2 separate regions of the Mus musculus genome follow, and region 2 is linked to region 1. A link is a loop called in an ENCODE intact Hi-C map of the cell type or tissue named here. Cell type or tissue: left cerebral cortex. All regions are shown on one strand. Links, peaks and the distances in the headings refer to the core of each region. The heading gives the core; the rest is flanking DNA.

The links. A loop is a pair of places that touch in the nucleus more often than their neighbours do. Peaks named below come from ENCODE experiments on the same cell type or tissue, not always from the same donor. Only the 100,000 strongest peaks of a DNase experiment are listed, where the experiment ranks them.
Region 2: a loop joins it to region 1, with 3 times the contacts of the local background. A loop is called at or near these places in 9 of 42 quality-filtered maps.

What each region holds. Positions count from the first base shown.
Region 1 is chr4:107,175,485-107,183,730 of GRCm38, reverse strand. Tceanc2 (transcription elongation factor A (SII) N-terminal and central domain containing 2) reads left to right here and starts at 5,365. Exons shown (of 5, transcript NM_025617.2): 1 at 5,365-5,493; 2 at 6,027-6,166. The coding sequence starts at 6,068. It overlaps Tmem59 (transmembrane protein 59), which reads right to left and starts at 5,101. Exons shown (of 8, transcript NM_029565.3): 1 at 4,814-5,101. The coding sequence starts at 5,002. In left cerebral cortex, for the core only: CTCF peaks have their summits at 4,761 and 5,372; DNase peaks (open chromatin) are centred at 4,076, 4,435 and 5,204; H3K4me3 peaks cover 2,895 bases; H3K27ac peaks cover 1,548 bases.
Region 2 is chr4:107,347,378-107,352,377 of GRCm38, reverse strand. Yipf1 (Yip1 domain family, member 1) reads right to left here. Exons shown (of 10, transcript NM_145550.3): 9 at 1,840-1,964. The coding sequence ends at 1,875. Among named protein-coding and RNA genes, the nearest start is that of Ndc1, 18 kb to the left of the region's middle. In left cerebral cortex, for the core only: a CTCF peak has its summit at 2,935 (motif pointing right); DNase peaks (open chromatin) are centred at 2,947, 3,339 and 3,726.

The DNA.
Region 1 (8,246 bases), core at 1,785-6,784:
GACTTTTTTTCTCTTTTCTTAGGAGAGTTCTTCACACTTAGAAAATAGTTATGTGCATAATGAGACTATAAACAATGATATCAACAAGCTTTTCTTTCCTTTGATGAATAGGGTATTTAATAAAAACCCTAATGTCCTTGTACCTTTCTGTGTGATTCACTCTGCACAAACAAACTGTCAGGCACCAATGAAGAAACATGCACACGTTCCAGCCATTACTGCTGCGGTGTACACTCCCCCCCCAGCCTGCGGTGTACACTCCCTCCCAGCCTGCGGTGTACACTCCCTCCCAGCAGAAGCACTAGTAAAGCCCATGTAGCAGCAATAACCCATCTGAAGGGATGGCTGTGAGTCCTACATGAGGATTTGTTGTACAGCTTTGGAGGTGGCTCACTTTGTGAGCTTGGTTCTCAGGTTCTAACTGCAGTAGTTGCTTTGGAATGCCACATACTTCCCTGGACTGCACAGGGAAGAGCTCATTACCATGAACTATACCAGATGACAGTTTACCAGATGTAGAGCTATGCTTGCTCTACATCCCAAGCTGGCCTGGATGCTTAATGCCCATCTTTTTCAGCTCCCGAATATTGGGACTGCTCACTGTGCCAATACACCTACCTCAGATAGGCTTTCTTTTGTTAAACCAACCCCAAAAGACACCCAGAACCAACGTCAGGAAACCACATGGCATTCCAGTGGGTCAGGAATCAACCCCAAAAGCTCAGCCTTATCACTTTGTACAGCCTTAGGCAAGTTACTAATCTCTGATTCTCAGTGTCATCTAAGTTGTAAATAAGGATACTCTCACATTAATCTTACACACTAGGAAAGTTATAAACTCATATCATGTACTGATAGAGATTATATTAGTAATATAGTCATAAACACCCACAATGTACCAGGCTGTATGTTAACATTTAATGTATTATATAACACCCATAAAGAGTAGGCTGGAATGCCAGGGTGGGAATATGGGGTTGGGTGGGTGAATGGGGGAGCACCCTCACAGAGGCAGGAGGAGGGAGGATGGGATAGGGGGTTTCCGAAGAGGAGACCTAGAAAGGGGAAAACATTTGAAATGTAAATAAATATCCAATTTAAAAAAAAAAAGAAAAAAAAAAAAAAGAGTAGGCTGGAGAGATGACTCAGTGGTTAGGAGACTGGCTTCTCTTCCAGAGGACAAAGGCTCAGCTCCTAGCATCCACATGGCAGCTCACAACTGTCTGAAACTCTAATTCCAAGAAATCCATATCCTCTTCTGGTGTCTGCCAGCACTGCACTTGCCTGGTATAGAGACAAACACGGAGGCTAGACACCCATACACATAAAATAAAAATACTATTTTTTTAAAAGCAAAAAAAAAAAATAATATTCTTAGTTCAAACATTTTGTATTTTACAGAATATAAATTCAAATATGGTAAACATTTCAGTTCTATGCATCTCAAGTTACTGACAAGCTTATAGGAAATATAATCTCCTAACCGAGCAAGGAAAGGTTGCTTCTCACCATAATGAGTATCAGCTAAGTAACACAAGGTCTTTGGACAACAGTGCTACCTAGATAGCTTTCATATCCATTTCTTCCCCTTAGTTATGTAGCTAAGTCGGTCTACCTTGTCTGCCTTGCTTTGGCTAATGTTTGTAACTGGTTGTGCTCTGTAGTCCAGGCTGGCCTCATACTCAGAGCAATCCTCCTACCTCAGCCTCCCAAGTGCTGGACTACATGCATGAGCTACATGCCTGCTCTAAAGTATTCTCTTTCTTAGTACTACAAATGCAAACGTGCACAAACCCGACTGCACCCGTATGAGAAGAAATAGCCACCTATGGCTGTGTTAGGCATTGCCCTGAAAGCGTCAAATTATCTTCAATCTTCATACTAGCTCCACAAATATGTGGTTTTCCTACAGTTTACAAAATTAAATTCTAAGAAATCAATTGAATGGTAGGAATACAGTTAACAGTGGAGCCAGAATGGATTACAGGTTTGCACGACTCTGAAGCCCATGTCGTGTACAAACCTGACCACAGACTAGTTATTAACAACAGGCCTTATGTTCCTTACATTTGAACCCAGACATCATACAACTAAATCTATGAGAACAAAGGGCAAAATGTATTAATTTTAGAATATCTACTTTATGTCTTTACAATACTCTATGTCCTTACAATAAATAATTATAAAGTCATTTAGAAAAGATTTTTATCTGCCACTTATCAGATGAAGAGAGACAATGTGAGTTTTATAATTCATTTACTTTCTTATTAACACACCACTTTTTGCCTGCAGCGCAATGCACAGTAACTCAGTGAGGGCCTCTAAAAACCAGTAAAATAAGTATTTGTAATAAAACTTCATTCTTCAGTGGCAACAGCATAGGGCAGCCAGCTTGAAGACTCGATTTCTACTTCACTACTTCTTAGTTATAGGATCTTGGCTAAGCACTTACCTTTTTACTCGTTTTTTTTTTTTGTTTTCTCAAATTTTCCTTTTTTCTTGTTTTTGTGACAGAATTTCTCTGTGTAGCCCTAACAGTCCTGGAACTACCAGACTGGCCTCAACTCAGAGATCTGCCTACCTCTGCCTCCTGAGTGCTGAGATTAAAGGTGTGCACCACCATGCCCAGTAGGAGAGTAAATTTTGAGCTGGGTGCAGCAGACAAGACTATAATCTTAGCCCTTGACATTTACTGATAGAGGGAAGAGAACAGAGTTAGCTGGAGGCCATCTTGGACTGTATGTCAAGACAGTGTCTCAAACAAACAGTCTAAAATATGCAGGTATTCCTAGAATTCAGAGGGTGAGGCAAGGATCCTACCAGAGATCCTACCTCAGAAACAAAACAAATTTAAGTCCAGGACAGACAGGGAGCCAATGATTTGGAGTTCTGGTTAAGAACAGCATTAATAAATTAGTGAAAATGACTTATCAATATCACATCAATTATTAGCAACTAGTGAATATTATAATGCCTAAGGCATCTGATTGGCATGGTGCGTGTGTATAGCCCCAGCAGCACCGAGGAACCTGAGGCAGGAAGGCTGAGACTGAACAACCAACCTGAACTGTAGGCAAATCCTGTCTCAAACACAAACACATCCAAGAAATATCCAAAGATTCCTGGTATCCGTATCTTTCAAATTATTTATGTCCCCAGTATTCTGTCTTACTCTACAAATTTCCTAGGAAAGCCTTAAAAGAGGGAACCAAACATTAACATAACATAAAGCAAACCTCAGCCTAATTCTTGGCCAATTGGTTCGGGTAGAATCTTTTGATGATGCAAGCTTTACTGACTGACATCTAAAGAATTCCTCTTACTCCCTGAGGTGAGCAAGGCAAGCCTTACACCCGTGACCCCTGACCTCAGCCTCCAGCAGGCTGTAATTTACAGGTGTCCATGACCATCCCAGCTCTTCATTTCTCCCAACTATTTATTAATTTCTAACTTAGAAATTTTAAGGCTAGCCGGTGCTGCAAGCCTTTAATCCCTGCACTTGGGAGGCAGAGGCAGGAGGATTTCTGAGTTTGAGGCCAGCCTGGTCTACAGAGTGAGTTCCAGGACAGCCAGGGCTACACAGAGAAACCCTGTCTCGAAAAACCAAAAGAAAGAAAATTTAAGGCTAATCTCAGTACAATCTTGTGGCGCCGTTTATGTTTTGCTTGTAATTGATGACCCTCAGATGGGTAAGGGGGACAAAATGCTTGAAGGTACAGAATTTACACTTTTTAATATCAAAGACAGGAAAGCACTTGTCAATATGGAACATTCTAAAGTCACTGGGACTGCCATTCTAGTCACTTTGTACCTTTAGAAGGCAAAGAGGGAGAGCCACAATGGTTAAGCAAATAGCATACAGAAGACAAGGCCAAAAAAAAAAAAAAAAAAAACCACGCGCATCAGCGAAAGCCCTTACAAAGCCAGGTGGGGAGGGGCATAAACCCTAATTATATATGGAAAATGAGTGGGGAGAACCACCAAGCAATTTAGAATGTTGAGTAAACAGAATTCATAAGAAACTGGAAAACAACTTAAGAAGGCAGAATTAAAGGCTAGGCAGCGGCTGCGGGCAGGGACCAGGGTTAGGGATCGGTCTCTCCTCTAGCTACACAGTATAGGTTTTCCGTAGGACAGTAGAATTTCCTGATCCACTCCACGATTCCTTATCTTCTGCACTGAGTGACGTTTATTTTACTTTATTGTTTTTTGAAGACAGACCCCCCCCCCCCCAACCGCCGCCTCACAAAGGCATCCAGTCCCTTGCGGCAGCGTCTCACACACACTCAACACAGACAGGAAGTCCTCCCTTCCACGGTGTCTGGTAACTACTGAGGCTGACTTCACACTTCAGACCGCAAAGGAATTGTCAAGCTTTCTCCGACTCGGGGAACACAACGCGCTTCGTCCCAGAGAGGCGCGCCATCAACCCAGACTGGAAGGCACTATTTTGTGCACGCCTGCGTCCGCGCCATCCTCCCCACCCCCGCGCTGCTAGTTAGGTCAGGACCTCGCGTTCATCCTCCATCTACCCTAGCAAGCGATCGCCTCCCTGGCGGTCCCGCGGGCTCCCAAGGGCTCGCCGATTCCGCACATTTGTGTCCCCCCCCCCAACCCCCAGCCTATCGCCGAGACCTGCAGCACAAACTTCCGGCAATTTCCGCAGGAGCAAGGAAAACTGCAGCTGCACCGAGTGGGCAGCGGCTGAAGCACAGCTTCACCACTAGGGCCCCGGCGCTGACCCCGAGGTGGAACGACGCGAGCTGGGGCACCGAGGGATGAGGGGAACTCGGGACGGATGGGCCCTGCCTACCTTCGGGTAGGTGTGCAAGGGGTAGGTCAGCTGACAGGCCCGGTGACAGGACGCTGTGTCTCCCAGGACCGAGTCAAAGGCTTCGGCCGCTGCAGTCCCCGAGCCTCCGGCCAGCGCCATAGTCAACAGCAGCAGCGGCGGGAGCCCCAGTTGGGCCTGGACCCAAAGCTTCCCCTTTGGCGCCGCCATCTTGTTCCCCTCTGTCACAGCAGCTCGAATTGTTGCTGTTTTCTTTTCAGGCTTTCTCCTTCTTCCGGGCCAGCCCCTTTCCCCGCCCCTCCGGCCCGCGCTTCCGCCTCCGAGAGCTCCTCGGCCCCGCCCCGGTCCGCCCAATCGGCTGCCTCCTGGCCGGTCTCTGGGACGGAAAACCTCTCGTGGGCGGGCTTGGGGACCCGGCCGACCATCTCAGCCTTGGGCTCAGAGCCGCGCCTGCCCCTTTCTCCGTGCCAGGCCGACTGGGGCCAGTAGTTCTCGGCGGCTTGGAGCGAGCTGAGGGGTGTTGCTTCCCTCAACCACAGCTTCCGCACGCCTCGCAGTGCGTTCTGGGAAGTGTAGTTCCTGCGGGTCACCAGCGAGGAACTGGGCCCCGGAAGAAGTGTACAAATAGTTACAACGCGCGGCCCGGGTGGAGGTCCCGAGGAGTCAAGAGACCAAACAGCGTAGGCAGGCTGATTTTCCCGGTGGGTCTCACGTCGAGCTCTGATTGGATAAGCCCTTTCCAGGCCTCCTAGTGCTGGGGCCAAGGCCTTGCTCGTGGAAGGGTTGGGATTCTCTGACACACAACACTGGTTTCTGAAGCAGCTTCTGTATTGCGCCGGGGTCTGGAGATGGTTGTTGTGGGCCTTAGAGTAATTCTTAGGATTGGGGCTGCCGCGGAGTGGGTGTAAAGAGGGGTTCACTGAGCCCAGTGGAACCCTAACTTCATCACAACTCAACCTGAACTGGAAAAGGATTTCAGAAGTCACCCCATTACCCCGGGTAGTGGAATCCAACTCCCTCCCTAGCATGCCCCTCTGGATCTTAGGAACTTAACCCAGGAAGTAAACTTAATTATAGTTTCAGAAGAGATTTCCTCTTTCGAGAAGAAGTCTTATTTCCTGTAAATACCATCCAAAAGCCTTCATAATTCAGACGTGTTTAGAAAATCCAGTCGTGTCACTTCTGGGAATACACATCTCAACCTTAATAAAGTTTCACCCTGTTTCTTGAATAGAATACTCCTCAAGCACCTGAAGGTAGGCGGAGCCCCCAGCAATGGATAAATTCGTCATTCGAACGCCTAGGATCCAGAATAGCCCGAAGAAGAAACTCGGAGAAAAGGTTTACAAGCAAGCCACGATTGAGTCGTTGAAGGTGAGAAGGAATGTGGGGTCAGAGAAAATGTGCACAGGACTGTCATAAAGAGATAGGGCCAACAGGTTCCATTGTAGGGAATCATGACTTTTTGTTAAGCACCCTTCAGGGACCATTTTTCTTTCTTACATACCCTGTACAGACTTTTATCAGTTCCTGTACCTCTGCTACCCTGAATTAATCCAATTCTGGCTTTAGGGTATGGTTGCTAGCTGACAGGATCACTACCCCCCTTTGTTAAGTTTTTTCTTTTTAAGATGAATTTTTATTTATTTATTTTGGTTTTCAAGACAGGGTTTCACTGTGTAGCCCTGACTGTCCTGGAACTCACCTGTAGACCAAGCTGACCTAGAACTCAGAAATCCCCCTGCCTCAACCTCTCAAGAGCTGGAATTAAAGGCTTGTGCTACTATTCCTGGCCAAGATTTATTCTTATGTGTGTCTGTGTCTGTGTGTGGATATGGTCACTAGTGGCTTTGGCTCTCTTTGGAGCTGTAGTGATAGTGATTGTGCACTACCTAAAGTAGAAATTTGAGGTCCTGGAAACTGAACTAAAGTCCTCTGCAAGAGCAGTATGTGGCAGGAATTCTAGTAGAATCATTGGATCTAGGGAAAACATTAGGATGAAATAGCTGTTGTTCACTCTGTCTAGGGTAAACATCAGAATGAGTGGCTGTGTTCTAGAAGTACTTGGACCTTTAAGAAATCAAGCTGACAGCGATTGTTTTCTGTTAGCTATAGACTTGTTTTTCTGAAGGAGCTGTACAGCCTTTGGTCACAAGACAATTCTGGGACACTTAGAACATCCTGCATTATTGAGCATTGCAAACAGTACACTATAAAGGCTAAACTTGCAGGGGTGTGATGTTTTCCTTCACAAAACATCTCTCCAGCCCTGTTGTTTTTGCTTTTGCATGGCTTTTTGTGGTTCGGTCCACAGAGGCTGGACCTCCTCCTGCCAGCAAGGCCTTAATATGTCCTGCAGTGTCTCTCTTTCTCCAAATGACCTGTGAGACTCAGAACACCGACAGCAACACCTGCTCTCAACCACCCCTGAGCCATCATCTCTCCATCCGAAAAGTTTTTCTCAGGTATATTAATTTTTTAAGTAGGATTCTATATACCAGTGGGTAAAATGACCCTTTCACAGGGGTTACCTAAGACTATTGGGAAAAGACAGATATTTATGTATTTACAATCATACCAGTAGCAAAATTGCAGTAATGAAGTAGCAATGAAAATAACTTTATGGTTATTATTTATGGAGATCAACCCAGCATGAGGAACTGTATTAAAGGATTAGGAAGGTTGGGAGCCACTGCTCTAGACAGACCTAGTGCAGTGTGAATGGTGATGCTTTATAGTGGTCCGACACCTTATATGTAGTGTTTTGGCCAGAATTGTAGCACAGGGCTTCATGACTCATGGCTCCACAGGCCCACCCTGGACCACAGAGACTTAAATGTGCTGTTTGCTTGCGGGAACTAAGCTTGATTTTAACTAGTTAGGAAGGGGCAAGGACTATTTACAAATAATCAGTCAAGCACACCGGTAGCCTTGCACTTAGAGGGCTAAGGCAGAAAGATGGAGCGTGCCGGGCATGATGGTGCACGCCTTTAATCCCAGCACTCGGGAGGCAGAGGCGGGCGGATTTCTGAGTTCGAGGCCAGCCTGGTCTACAAAGTGAGTTCCAGGACAACCAGGGCTACACAGAGAAACCCAGTCTCGAAACCACCCCACCCCCCCCACCCCCCAAAAAAAAGAAAGATGGAGCATTCAAGAACATAATGGGTTGAGAGCAAGACTTTTTTGAGAAAGAGAAAGAGCTATGTTAGGGTGTAGCTCAGTAGTAGAGTGCCTGCTTGCCATGTGTGAAGGGTCCCCAGTCAGCCTCCGTTACCACCCACCCACCCCCAAATGGAAAGCATCAGTCATGTGACTGCTAAATGAACTGTGATATACTGGGAGCAACTTGCAGAGAGTCCTTTTGGTCACTTTGCCTTTCCTGCATTTCTGGCTTCTTTTGACTTTTCCTCCTTGGCTTCTCTATCCATGAGTTCTGCCTTGTTTTGTGTGCTTA
Region 2 (5,000 bases), core at 1-5,000, 170 kb before region 1:
GAGTGCTGGGATTAAAGGCGTGCTCCACCACGCCCGGCCACAGGAGGCACCGTTAATGATCATATCTTGTTAACTTGAAGGGCTTACAACTAGAATTCCTCAGGGAAGAAAGAAAATCCCCACGTTTTACAAAAGGGAACTAAAATATCAAAGCAGAGTCAAGAAGACTACCACAGTTCAATATAAATGAGCAGCCATTGTCAGTAGACAGTGGCTTTCATTTTACCTGAGTGCCTAGTTGCCGCTGTCTCTAAAAGTGACTACAATCTTCTCAGATGGGCGCTATCTTTATTTTATAGATAAGTTACCTTTGGCTCAAATGCACCTTGTAAGTACCAGGTAGGAATAAGCTTTCATTCTCCTCCTATCTGCCCAACAGGCTGGTGAGTACACATCCCCTCTGCCCTGGGAGACAGGACAGCCAATCTTCACAGAGCAGAGTGAAGGCTCTTGTCCCACAACGGGCTCAAGTGTAGTTCCCATACAAACACTTACTGAGTGCTCACTGTATACCAGGCTGTGCGGTGGATGAAGAAATCCACCCCTTGTCTAACCGGGAGTCACACTGATACACAGGGGACAGATGGATGGCTAAATGACTGAACATATTAACAAAGAGGCAGATGGACATACAGACAGTTAGTGCTCTGAGCACAAGAGCATAGTAGACAGAGTGTCAGGGTCACCAGGAAGCTGATGACTGTGGGAAGGGAAGAGCATTCTAGACAACAGAACTGCACTTTATATAGCCTTAGGAGGTGCCACTCACAGCCTTATCTTTTCTTCTTGATATCTTTCAAATGTTCCTCTCAACTGAAGGTTTAATTCCCTTCAGAAAGTGTGTAAACAACACTGACAACACATTTATCTCTGGCTCTCCAGTAGGGAGTGAAAAACAAACTGGGACCTCTTCCATCTTGTTTCATCAACTGAAATAAGGCAGTGTGGTGCAGGACAGAAAAGTCACTAAACATGAAAAAGCTCAACAAAATGCTCAAGTCAAGAACAGACAAAAAAACCCCGCGCGTCCATTCTCGGCCTTCCTTGCTTCCCTTCACCAATGTGTGCTGTCCTATAAAACTAAAATCCAGGTGCAGACCCAGCTATGCTTGGCACAAGGAACCGTAACGGAATCAGTAAGTGTCCCTCCGCACCAAAGTCATCATGGGTGTATGAGAAAGCACTTGCTTAGCTTGTACGGGCCCTGGGTTCAGGTTCAATCCTCGCCCACAGGGAAAGGGGGAAAAGGAAGGCACACTGGACATGATGAGACACACCCACCTGTAACACTAGCATCTGCGGAACCAGAGGCAGGAGGATGAACTAAGTACAAGAGTTCAAGTTCAGGGTCATCCTCAGGTACACGGTGAATTGGAGGCTAGCCTGGGCTATATGAGAACTTGTCAGCCAAAAAAAGGTACTAAGAACATAGAACAGGAGGCAAGGAATAAGTTATGAAACTGGATCTCTCTCTTGCACACTCTAACCCGCTCAGCTAACCATTCACAGAGGAATAACTTCAAAGGCCCTGAGCACATGAAGCACAGAAATCCAGAAGCCTTCAGAGAAATCCAGGGGTCCTTCAAGAGAGGACAACACTGGTTTCAGAGATCAGTCGGAGACGTCACAGAATGCAGAAAAATCACTGAGACAATTAGGATATGGAAGAAATCCTTCTGTGCTACTGGACAGTGTAGTGGGGATAGAGAAGGTGGGTGTGATCACCAGAGCAGGGACTCCCCCCCCACCCCCGCTACCCCAGGGTCTACAAGCTCAGGGTCTAGCCTTTGGTCCCTGATGGTAATGCAGAACTGATGTACCTTCCTATTTGTGACATACCCTGAGAGATGAAATGCCACCACCTGCTTTCCCCATTAGCTGGATTTGGCCGCTGTTACTGTCTGGTTGGGAGTGGTTATAGCTGCTGGGAGGTGGTCCATCTCTGGAGCATCAAAGAAGTAAGCCTGCAGGAAAGGAGACACAGGAGGGAGCCATGTTAATAGTCTCTGGCCCCCCCCCCCCATTATATTTGTTATCACACCAGACTGCAGCCACCTCACTGTGTATCTCCCTGACTCAACCTTTTAAAACTTAGCTCCAGCCAGGCGTGGTGGCGCATGCCTTTAATCCCAGCACTTAGGAGGCAGAAGCAGGCCAATTTCTGAGTTCAAGGCCAGCCTGGTCTACAGAGTGAGTTCCAAGACAGCCAGGGCTACACAGAGAAACCCTGTCTCGAAAAAACAAAACAACAACAACAAAAAACTTAGCTCCACTCACTGGCCATGCTATGTTGCATGCCTGACTCTTCTCAGAGACCTTAAGGGGTTGTACGATGATCTCTCCTGGCAGGTGCAGAAACTGAGGCTCACAGAGACTGTCCCTGGGTAAGTGAGCGTGGCGCATGAGCAGTGGATCCAGGACTCACGCTAGCAATTACTGTGTCACACAGGGGATACAGGGACTGTCTCTGCCTCTACCTCTGCTCTGCCAGCATCTCGGTCTGGCCTGATAGCAAGTAGCCAGATATTTATGGACTGACTTGCTAAACCAGTTAGTTGACTTTCTGCAGAGACCTCGAAAATAAGGTGCTAAGCACACCTCAGTCCCCAGGACTTGAGCTTGAGAATGAAGTGTGTGACAAGAGCTTCCGCTTGTCACTCTTAGCTGCCAGGAACCAGGAGGAGGTGATGGGACAGGGGAGGTGGCAACGAAGATCTTCCCTCCTGCCTTAAGGTCAGAGGACACTAAAGTTAGCACAGAAAAACACCAATCTTGTTAGCCTTGAGCCCCCCCTTCAAAGGGTGTGTGGGAGGGTGAAGCTGTTACTATCCCAAGGGCCACTAGATACACAGGATTCCCTTGGCATGGGTGGCTCAGGAAGATGAAAAGGTAAAAAGCTAAGAACCATTTTCAGCAGCTCTGCCCTTATTAGCCAGAAGAGGGTGCCAACACAACACACTTGGGCTTCCCAGCCTGTTCCAACCTTCATACTTAACAGATCTCTTTAGCTTCTCTTTGCCACCCGCCCCCCCACCCCCACCCCCCAGAAACTCCCTCTAGCTTATCACAGCCCCAGAGCAAACCTAATTTAAAAGTTTCTCTTGCAGCTGTTTCCTGGCACAAAGGAAGGCGATTCCTCTACTTGGGGGTCATGAGTGAGACCGAGGCCATCGTGTCTGCTCCTCAGGAACACTGAATGGGACTACCAGTGAAGGAGTGGCTCTCTTCCAGGCCACTTGAGGAAATGCTCTTCAGGAAGCTATGAGTCTCAGAGCTGAGTGGTCTGCGTTCCCTGTCTGCACTAGTTACTAGCACTGTGCCTCTAGACAGGCTTCTCTACCTCCTCGGTTTTGTCTGCAAAATTGCGGGGTGGTGGTGGAAAAAGTCTCTAAAAGGCTTTTTCTTCTAGCACAGCCAGTGATGTGGCACAGGGTCTGTGCTCAGCTCAGCCCATCCTGAGGCACTGTGGCCAGTAGGCGCCATTTTCCCTGAGCTCAGTGGTAATCATCCAAACGTGGGCTTGCCTGGCTCTCGACAACCCACCAAGGACCCACGCTCTGTGCTTCCTTCGCTGTCCCTGCCAGGTGTGTTCAGTGAAGACCTGGAGATCATTTTCCAGTGCAGTCACCGAGGGACCTCAGCAGATGTGAGGCTGCCACATACATCACTGCTCTGAAACCGAAGCACTAATCCGCGGTTCCCAGGGGAGACAGGGAAAGCCGGGCGAGGCTGTCTGCTTCAGCTGGTGCCCCTCAGCTCGAACAGCTCCCTCGCCAACTCCTCCCACCGCTTTCCAATAATTATAATGTCTTCTGACATTACATGAACAGTTTTCTTTCTCTGTTTTTCCGTATGTGTGTGTCTGTGTATGTTCACCTGTGTGTGGTATATAGGCACACATGTACATGTGTGTGCAGGCCAGAGCATAACCTCAAGTTTATTCCTCTGACACTCTCCTCCTCTTCTTCCTCCACCTCCTCCTTGATAATCACACCAGGTCCCCTCCTCACACGTAGGCTAGGCTGACTAACACTGAGCCTCACCTGTCTCCATCTCCCCAATTCTGGAGTTACAAGCATGCACCATGCTCAGCTCTTTTTATGTGGGTTCTGGAGACCGAACTAGAGTCCTCTGAAAGCACTTTACCAGCTGAGCTGTCCTCCCAGTAAACCCCTGCTCATAAGTCAAGGTGTTGCTTTTATACCTCTGAAGGGCCTGCAACTCACTATGAGACCCAGGTGGGCCATAAACTTGTGGAAACCTTCTTGCCTCAGCCTCCTGAGAACAGAGATGACAGATGAGAGACACCTGACACAGCTAACCTGTCATAATTTTCATGCTGCAAACCTTATCCAAACCTTCCAAGAGGACAGACGGTGCTACGATGTGCATGGTCAGTCCCTTTATCTTAGGAAAGAGAAAGGCGGCCAGAGTAATAACCAAAGCTTGGGTGTGGGAGCTGGAGGGACCCCGGCTTCCTCTATAACCAAAGCATGGATGTGGGAGCTGGACAGGACCCCCAGCTTCCTCTATTACCAAAGTGTGGGTGTGGGAGCTGGAGGGACCCCCGGCTTCCTCTATAACCAAAGTGTGGGTGTGCGAGCTGGACAGGACCCCCATTTCCTCTATTTTGATTCTCCCTCCTCCAGAAGAGAAAGGAGAAGCCATATCCAACAGAGAGAAGACAGTTCAGACACAGGGCTTTGGCTTAACATCTGGCCATCAAGGGCTTCCTCTGCTCAGAACACGGCAGTTCCTCCTCAAGAAGAGCCTTTCTCCCAGCACACACTTCTGCTGCAGAGGCCAGCACGCCCCGATTAGGAGACTTTTCAGAGCTGGAAGGAATGAGCCTCTCTCCTACCTCTGCCTCTCCACCAACTTCTCAGCCATTATACGATGGAAGACGGTCAGGTCAGGTCAGGCCAGGTCCAGGGAGAGTGAAGGACACAGTCACAGTCTGACACAAGAGCCTTGGTCTGTTTATGAGCTCTGTGACCTTG